Regions from separate parts of the Homo sapiens genome. Here region 1 is linked to region 2. The links are chromatin loops, found by intact Hi-C in ENCODE. Cell type or tissue: natural killer cell. All regions are shown on one strand. Links, peaks and the distances in the headings refer to the core of each region. The heading gives the core; the rest is flanking DNA.

The links. Peaks named below come from ENCODE experiments on the same cell type or tissue, not always from the same donor. Only the 100,000 strongest peaks of a DNase experiment are listed, where the experiment ranks them.
Region 1: a loop joins it to region 2, with 3 times the contacts of the local background. A loop is called at or near these places in 2 of 110 quality-filtered maps.

Annotation. Positions count from the first base shown.
Region 1 is chr2:119,860,516-119,864,922 of GRCh38, reverse strand. PTPN4 (protein tyrosine phosphatase non-receptor type 4) reads right to left here. Exons shown (of 27, transcript NM_002830.4): 3 at 2,280-2,387. Among named protein-coding and RNA genes, the nearest start is that of PTPN4, 100 kb to the right of the region's middle. RefSeq lists a silencer at 3,669-3,718. In natural killer cell, for the core only: no CTCF peak of the experiment used is centred there; a DNase peak (open chromatin) is centred at 2,352; H3K27ac peaks cover 980 bases.
Region 2 is chr2:119,927,635-119,932,041 of GRCh38, reverse strand. All of the region lies in intron 13 of PTPN4 (protein tyrosine phosphatase non-receptor type 4), which reads right to left. Among named protein-coding and RNA genes, the nearest start is that of EPB41L5, 83 kb to the left of the region's middle. In natural killer cell, for the core only: no CTCF peak of the experiment used is centred there; a DNase peak (open chromatin) is centred at 2,351; H3K4me3 peaks cover 3,095 bases; H3K27ac peaks cover 3,688 bases.

The sequences.
Region 1 (4,407 bases), core at 232-4,231, 67 kb after region 2:
TGATTCTAACTTTTCTGGAAGAATTACTTTGAATCATAAACAACTGGACTCTTGGAACTTGGAATGTATCTTATTTGAGAAGGAATACTCAAGACAGAAAGACAAAGAAAGAAAAAGTAGGAGACAGCAAAAAGATCAATCTAGCTCCAAATACCTGTTTCCCTACATTCATTCTGGTGTAATTAGCCCTACATCTTTTTGTATATGATATGTCTTTTTGTATACAAATTTATGTGATAGAATTTTTATCTCTTGTAGTATACATGATCTCGATATTAATCCTTCTGGAGTACTTCCTGAAAAGGACTGTTTTCATATTTATGGTAGTGACTACAGTGGTGAGTCACTGGTCTCTTCCTCTTTTGTCATCTTGTCACTTACCCCGTCAATCTAATGCCAGCCTACAGCTACAGGGCCTGACTTATGAGGGTCAGCAAGAGCTAAGAATTATCTATTTTTTCTCTTCACGAGGTATACTTAATGAGGTATAACAGTCACCTTTCAGGTATTTGCTTGGCTCACAATTTGCCTTTCTGGTAAGAAAGGAAAAAAACCTTATATCTGAGGAATAGGAGCACCTTTAAATGATCAGGGCAAGAAAGGCATTTAAAAAGTAACAGCAGTCACATCTCACTCTCCCTTCAGCTACATAGTTACCTCTTGAAGCTACTTGCTATGTGGGCTGCAGACTGAAGCCAAGTAGCCATAAAATGTTATACACCCTATAGTTCAACCATGTATAGCCAATCGCTAACCAATGTTATTTCTGTAAGTCAATGAGAATTCCTGAAGAACAATTTTTGCACTTACTCACTCTCCTGAGTGATCCTCTTTATTCTTTAAAAACTTGAACCTTTCTTATGTTCTCCAGAGCACTCTCCAAGGCAACTTGCAAGTGTATCCTGGGCTGAGGTCCTCAACCTTTGCACTTGAATAAACTCTCTTTAAACTACATTCTGACCCTTTTGATTATTTTAGGTTCAACCTGGGAAAGGCTGCATTACTGACATTTCTACTCACTTCCATTTTTACATGGGTTTATTTATCAGGAAACAACAGTATAACTCTAGGCCCCTGAAGAAGCTCAAGTGGTCTAGTGAAGGCATCAAAGTATGAGGAAAGTTTATTTTAATTTTAGTTCAGTATAAAAGCATTTATTTTCACTGAAACTAGCTGGCCCTTGGTTTGTTTTTCTTTGTGTCATCCTCGTATTTTTCCATGACTGGTTTGTAATACAAAATCAGTAAATGATGTCAAAAAAATAAGTGGTAGTATTTAACGTTTGATATATAATTCCCACTAGCTATTCATTCAGAGAATGAAGATCCCAACCATGAGAGAGAGGAAGAAAAAAACAAACCAACTTTTCTCATAAACATTATTTGTATTTTCTATAGCCCTTCTATTAATATAGCCTTATAAACAGATTTCTAAAACATTAATCCAGAACCATTTCTTCAGCCTCCTAATCTTTCTAAAAGTATACAAAATATTCCCTTCAAAATGGAGATCCTCTTACACTAATCAAAAGAATATACTTTATTGCAGAAGTCCCTCACTGTATAAGCATATAAATTTACAAAGAATTCAATCAGAATTTGCTTGTATACCCTTTATCTCGGTTCAGAGTAAGGTATATCCTTTAGTGCATTTTATAACACTTAATTGTCAAAGTAAACATTTCTATTATTCATCACATGCTATCTTCTATTTCTATGATGTGATCTATCTAATTAAAAGAACCACAATTGCAATTACTGAAGAATAAGTAAAAATCCAAGAAATTTAATGCCAAATAATTGTACAGCTCTGAAATTTAATCTCTATCTTATTTGTGAGGGTCTCTGATGAAATTTGGAAATTTGACATTGAATAAATTAAGAATTTTTATTAGAAATAGCTCTCTATAAATACAATAAAAAACTAATTTTACTTTAGTGCAGACTAATTTATATACATCTGAAGGTATTTTAACCTTTATGCCCAATTTCCTCTCTTTCAGTCAACAGGCATAAATTGGATTTACTTTTTAGTTGTCTGAGACACATAATTAATGAAAGTGACATTACCTGACATAATTATGAAAACCTTAAAGCTAATAACTTCTGAAAGATTAAAATGTCAAGAAAAGAGGAACAAAAGCAAAAGAATTACCTCTATTTAAGTCAAGTAAAAAAAAAACTCATCAAATCAGTGAACACTGTAAATCAGAAAGGACTTTCTACACTAAACTGAGAGGAAAAACTAAATGAAAATGAAAGACAAAATCTTACACTTACTGGGTTATCTGTGGAATCATCAGCCAACTGTAAACCAAAATAGTCCTGCTCAGTCAAATCTAGATGCTTGAAGACGACATCCAACAAGACTTGCCCCTGATCATGTTTCTGTAAAAAAAAAAAAAAATTGAATGAAATCAACTTTGATAGGTTACATTCTTCACATTTTTTAACCTGGTTGACTTTTGTCCTCATCTATTAACCCATTTATGCCAGAGGTAGCAAACGTTTTTTGTGTGAAAAATCAGGCCTTGGCAATGACCTTGAGCAGTAGGATATAAATAACTCCCATAAGCTTAGCAAGCCAATAATGGAGCACTAGGCATAAATGGGTTAACTTGGTAACTGTTTTCATACCAATGACTTGGTTGAGAAAAAAGACTTCACATGTGACACAGCACTTTTAGAAAACAACCTGACCTTAGGCAAACTGGTTTAAAGAGCATATAATAAATATGAAAATACAAAGAAACATTTGATTGAAAATACTTTTCACTTTCAGGCTATCACGATATTTTTTTAGTTTATATTATTGCCACATTAACTCATGCATATATCTATATCATTTTGTTATGCCTTTTATTCTTATATTTAAATTGTGACTGGAAAGTGACATATTTGGCTAAATATTACTTAAAATATAATTTTGTATTATAATGCCATAAAAGGGGAACGAAGATGGTAACAATTATTTATAGCAAACTGATAAAGGATTGCTAATATTTTCATTGCCAAAGTACTCAGAGAACTTTAGAAAACTATCTCATTTTAACCTCATACTAATTCTATCATGTAGGCATTAAAGAGTAAATACAACTTCCCCAAGTTCCAAAGCTGTTAAACTGTGGTACAAAAGGCATGATTAGATAATCCCCCTCCAATAAAAAATATAACTTATGAGTAAAAACAGACAAATGATCAACATGTTCAGTTAAAATAAAAAAAGAAAATGGGAAATTATAATGACATGCCATGGGCAAACAACCCCCAAAATAAAATCCAATGATAAAAAATAAAGACAAGAAATACTTATTGCTGCTAACATGGTAGAAAGATATCTGTTGGGAAAGCAATTTGACAAAACAAGCAATAACAATATCAACTACTCTGGCATCTTAACATAAGTAGCAAACAAAAGCTAATACTGGAGGAAACTTCTATACCTATCAATAAATTCACTAGAGAAGTTTATTCTCGTTACATTTATATACAACATATATTAGAAAAATATGTGCAATGGTTTGAGTTTGTCCCCTAGAATTCATGTGTTGAAAATTTGGTCCCTGGTATGGTGATTTTGAGAGACAGGACCTTTAAGAGGTGATTAGGTCATTTAGAAGGATTAATGTCACATTCCAGGGACAAGGTTAATTCTCAAGGGAGCGAGTGAGTTCTCACTATCACAGTACTAGATTAATTACCACAAATGGGTTGGTATAAAGTGAGGCTGCCCCTGGAGTTCTATCCCTTTTACATGCACCCACTTCCCCTTCTGCTTCTCTGTCATGTTATGACAGCACGCAACCCTCAGAACAGACCAGATGTGGCCATCTGATCCCGGACCTCCCAGCCAAAATAAACTTTTTTTTTTTTTTTTGAGATGGAGTTTCGCTCTTGTTGCCCAGGCTAGAGTGCAATGGCACAATCTGATCTTGGCTCACTGCAACCTCCGCCTCCCACGTTCAAGCGATTCTCCTGTCTCAGCCTCCTGAGTAGCCAGCATTATAGGTGCATGCCACCACGCCCAGCTAATTTTTGTATTTTTAGTAGAGCCAGAGTTTCATCATATTGGTCAGGCTAGTCTCGAACTCCTGACCTCAGGTGATCTGCCTGCCTCAGCCTCCCAAAGTGCTGGGATTACAGATGTGAGCCACCGCGCCTAGCCAATAAACCTCTTTTTAAAATAAATTACCCAGTCTCAGGTATTCTGTTATAGCAACAGAAAATGGATATGGTAGAGAATAGCAATATATTTTACCACTAGTTTTTCTTCTCATTAGCTATAGCAGTTTAGAAGCTTCCAGGTACCAGTCAGAATTCAAACTTATGGATGAAACACTAAGGACATTTTTTTTTCATATAATGGAAAGTACAGAGGCACAAAAGACTCCAGCGCAAGCTAATTTGG
Region 2 (4,407 bases), core at 119-4,118:
GGGATGTATTAAATAACTCCTCGCACATTATCTCCTGAATGCTTCTATAACTAAATCCCAATCCTCTGCCTCAATGAAGACAGAACAAAAATAATTATGCATATTACATTTTATCTACTTAAAAAATTGTTTACATATAGTAGGTTAGTGGATTTTTCCCTTTTTTCCAAAAACATTTTGGAGGGTTAATAATTCTGTCTATTGGTGGGGAGTAAAAGGATATGTTTTGTTACCAATCTATATATTATCAGCTATCCTAATGATAAAGATGAAAACTAAGTGATGTTTTAAAAAAAGATCTTGGATGCGCGAGGTGGCTCAGTGCTGCAATCCCAGCACTTTGGGAGGCCCAGGTGGGAGGATCACTGGAACTTAGGAATTCAAGACCAGCTTGGGCAACATAAGGAGACTCTGTCTCTACAAAAAATAAATTAGCTGGGTATGATGGCAAGTGCCTGTAGTCCAAGCTACTTGGGAGGCTGAAGTCAGAGGATCAACTTGAGTCCAGGAATTTGAGACTGCAGTGAGCTGTGATAGCACCACTGCATTCCAACCTGGGTGACAAGAGTAAAACCCTGTCTCAAAAAAAAAAAAAAAAAAAAAAAAAAGAAAGAAAGAAAGAAAGATCTTCATATTGATTCATTCAGATCAAAAGATACTGATCTATGCAGAGATCATAAACCCTTAGAATTTTAGGAATGTTAACAAATAAAGTATTTTTTATATGCAAATTCAGATAATAGACAAAATTAGCTGAAAATATATGTTATTTCTTTAAATGCCTGGCTTTATGAAGTGCAGAGTTAATGTGGAGGCGAATAATTTAAGCTACATATATAAAGTATATAATAAATCATCTTGTAAACAGTTTTATATTTCAGTAATTAACTGAAGCATATAAAAACTATATGTATTTTCCATTCCAGCACAATTTACAAAAAATGAAACATCCTGTTGTCTTCCTACAAAAATCAGATCATAAAAATTTAGGTAGAAATACCTATTTGAGTAAAATTTAAAAATGAAGACTATTTTTGGTTATAGTTAATAAGAATCATAGGCCTTTGTTGTGTGACTTTGGATTTATTTTCAGATTTTCTTATATTGATAAAGAATTGCAGGTAGTATTGGACTTGCTTTTTTAGCTCATTGGGATATTTTTCTCTCATCATGTACTATGTATACACTTCTGTATGGCTAAAAAAAAAAAAACAATTACCAAGGAAGGCACAAAGCAAATGCAATATTAACTCATCTGATTACATTAAAACTTAATAACATTAGAATTCTGATACATAATGATCTCATGAAGTTTGAAGTTTCACTGCCTGCTAGAATTTCCTTTCCAATATGTTAAACGTGTAAAAAGAAATGTCGGACTAACACGCACAATAACACTGACCAAAGAGAACTGAACAAATTGTTATTATGTGTACAGTAGGAAGCATTAAAATAATGATAAGGACTCTGAATTCTAGATGTGGCTTCCTATTAGACAGACCTCTTATGTTTCTGTATCTAAATGTATAAATTTATTAGCATAATATGACCCATAGGTCTCTCCCTACCTCCTGAATTTTATGATTTATGAATATCCAAATTTTCAGGGCAATATTTTAGCCTATTAATTTTACTAAACCACGAAAAATTTAAGTTACTTATGAATCTACACCACAGAAGTGTCCTGTCATTTCAGCAATTCATAGCTAAAACTTTTTTAGTTTGGCCTAATGACATTTCCTTAATCAAAAATCTTGTAGGCATTTTATAAGACATGGAATGTTATTAGTTTTAAAAAAGATACATTGACTCAGATTTCATTTTCCGTAAGTGAATTCAAAGTAATTTAGGTGTGAACATTTCCCATTATCACAGGTTTAAATTATAGGATTTTTTGATTTGAAGACAACTCATGACACCGTTTAGTTCAACTCCCTCATATTGCAGTGCAAATTTTCTTATCAGTCACAACAGAATGAAAATAAAGTATATTACCTCATGCATAAAACTTTGATTTTTAAAATAAAGATTAACATTTATGGCTCTATTAATGCTAATTCATAATGTAATAAACTATTATTTCCTCAAATATTAAACTACGAAATGTAAGCTGTATGAAAGTTCACTAACTGTAATCAATAGATCAACTACTTTCATTTTCTAAAAGCTGGAAAAAGTCATTTGAAGAAAAAAAATTCCAGCACACTCACCTAGTCTGAAGCGTCAGAACACTTTATTGCTGTTAATGGACTAAACATGGCTGGACACTTTGAACTTAAAACCAAACTTCATGTATTTTATTTTATTAACAGTTTTAACCTCAGGGACCCACCCACTCAAGCTTGCTGTCTATGTTTCCTGTTGAGTGTGGAAATTTCAGAGAAAAAAATACCACACAGCATCAGTGTGTTTGCGATGTGGTAAGCTTCTTTTCTGTCTAGGGCACCTTATTTTTCTGTTGTATGAGAACATTGTTTTTCTCTTTTCTTAGATATATTATATGACAACTGCAAAATGTGAAAGCAATTTGAAGAGGTGATAATCAGTATATGTGCTGCTGAGGCGAACACAAAGAGGTGATAATCAGAAAAAAGAAAAAACATTTAATGATTGCTAAAAAATTATTATATGAGAAGTTTAAGGAGGAGCCTTTTCTATCTACTCATATTGCCAACTAAAACCCAAAGAAAAAAAAAGAACTCTAGGTTATCTGGTACTTTAATAAAATAACTTAATAATTACTAAAACCATTAGAGAATTTTGGTAGACATATATCTGTTCATTACAATTAGATCCTAACATATTAGAAAAACAATCCCAGAAAAGCTTATCTTTCAGAGAAAGAGAGATCATTAAACAGCCCAGTACTATTACAACCTCATTGTAGCTGATACCTTATTATTTCAGAGGAACCACACAATTCCAGAAAAACAAAAGGAAGAGAGTTATCTGAGGCTTATAATATTGAAATTTTACCTCTACTATTCACGGAATCATGGCTATTTGTTTTATAAAATAACCTATTAAACAACTATACATTTTAATAATGAATACACAAAATGAACAACTAAGATGCAGGTATAACTCTGCTTATTTCTAAAATCTGATAGGATCAAAACATGAAAACATTAACACTTATAAAGAAACCATTTGTATGTGATATTAACTTAATACATAAATATGCCTACGATCTGGTACTCGTATGAGGATATGCTGCATACAACTAGTGACCACATCGCACGTTCTACACTGTTTATAAAAGTCAAGCAGAAAGAAGACACTTGTTAAGAAAGGAAAGTTTTAAGTATATTGCTACGCTGTTACAACACTAAGAATCAGAAAAATATTTTAAGAAATGTTATTCGTTTTTTAAAAAATACATGGACTCATTTCATTTTCCATAAGTGAATTCAAAGTAATTTAGGTGTGAAGATTTTCCATTATCACAGGTTTAAATTATAGGATTTTTTGATTAGAAGACAACTCATGACACCGTTTGGTCCAACCCCCTCATATTGCAGTGCAAATTTTCCTATCAGTCACAACAGAATGAAAATAAAGTATATTATCTCATGCATTTGATTTTTAAAATAAAGATTAACTTACCATTTATGGCTCTTCTATTAATGTTAATTCATAATGTAATAAACTATTATTTCCTCATATAGTAGACTACTAAATGTAAGCTGTATGTCACATATTACTGTGACATCCTTACAAAGTCTTAGCAACAACTCCTACTCTGGAGGCAGGGACGTGGCTCAGTAAAGGGAGGAATCCTAAAAGTTAAGTTTACAGTTTACAATCAAAGAATTTAACTGTTAAAAGATTTATTGCCATTATAAATGACTAGATTTTTGAACAGCAAAGAAAATGTGCACGATATGCTAGATGATAAAAACAAACAACAAATAGTTTAAAACAATTTGGAAACAAATATACACACATATATAAAAATGTCTCTATGAGTATATGCATAGAAAAATCCTGAATAATGAGTATCAAAATTTTTTTAAAAAGTTGTCTTGGGATGATAAATTTTCTTTATGCTCTTTGATACTGTTGGAGTTTTTAAACATAATGAGCTATCACTTATATTACTAGGGGAAAAAAGCAATTTCCACTTTTGGAAGGAGGAAGAAAAAAACCAAGAACACAAAACTCCCTTTACTCCAGAAACACAAAGAAGGAAGGTCTCTTAGATAAAGACTTAAGAACAAAATTTAAACAAAGTGAAATCAAAAGCAAACTTTCTAGTTCTCTTTATTAAAACTCAAGCCTCTAATAGCAGTAGATGCCAAACACATAACTAATTAAAAGACTTAGCCTCTCAAAGTAATTTTCACTGAAAACAAACTCTTGTCTCTAACACACCTGTATCCAGTTGGTCATCAGCTTCTGCTAGTT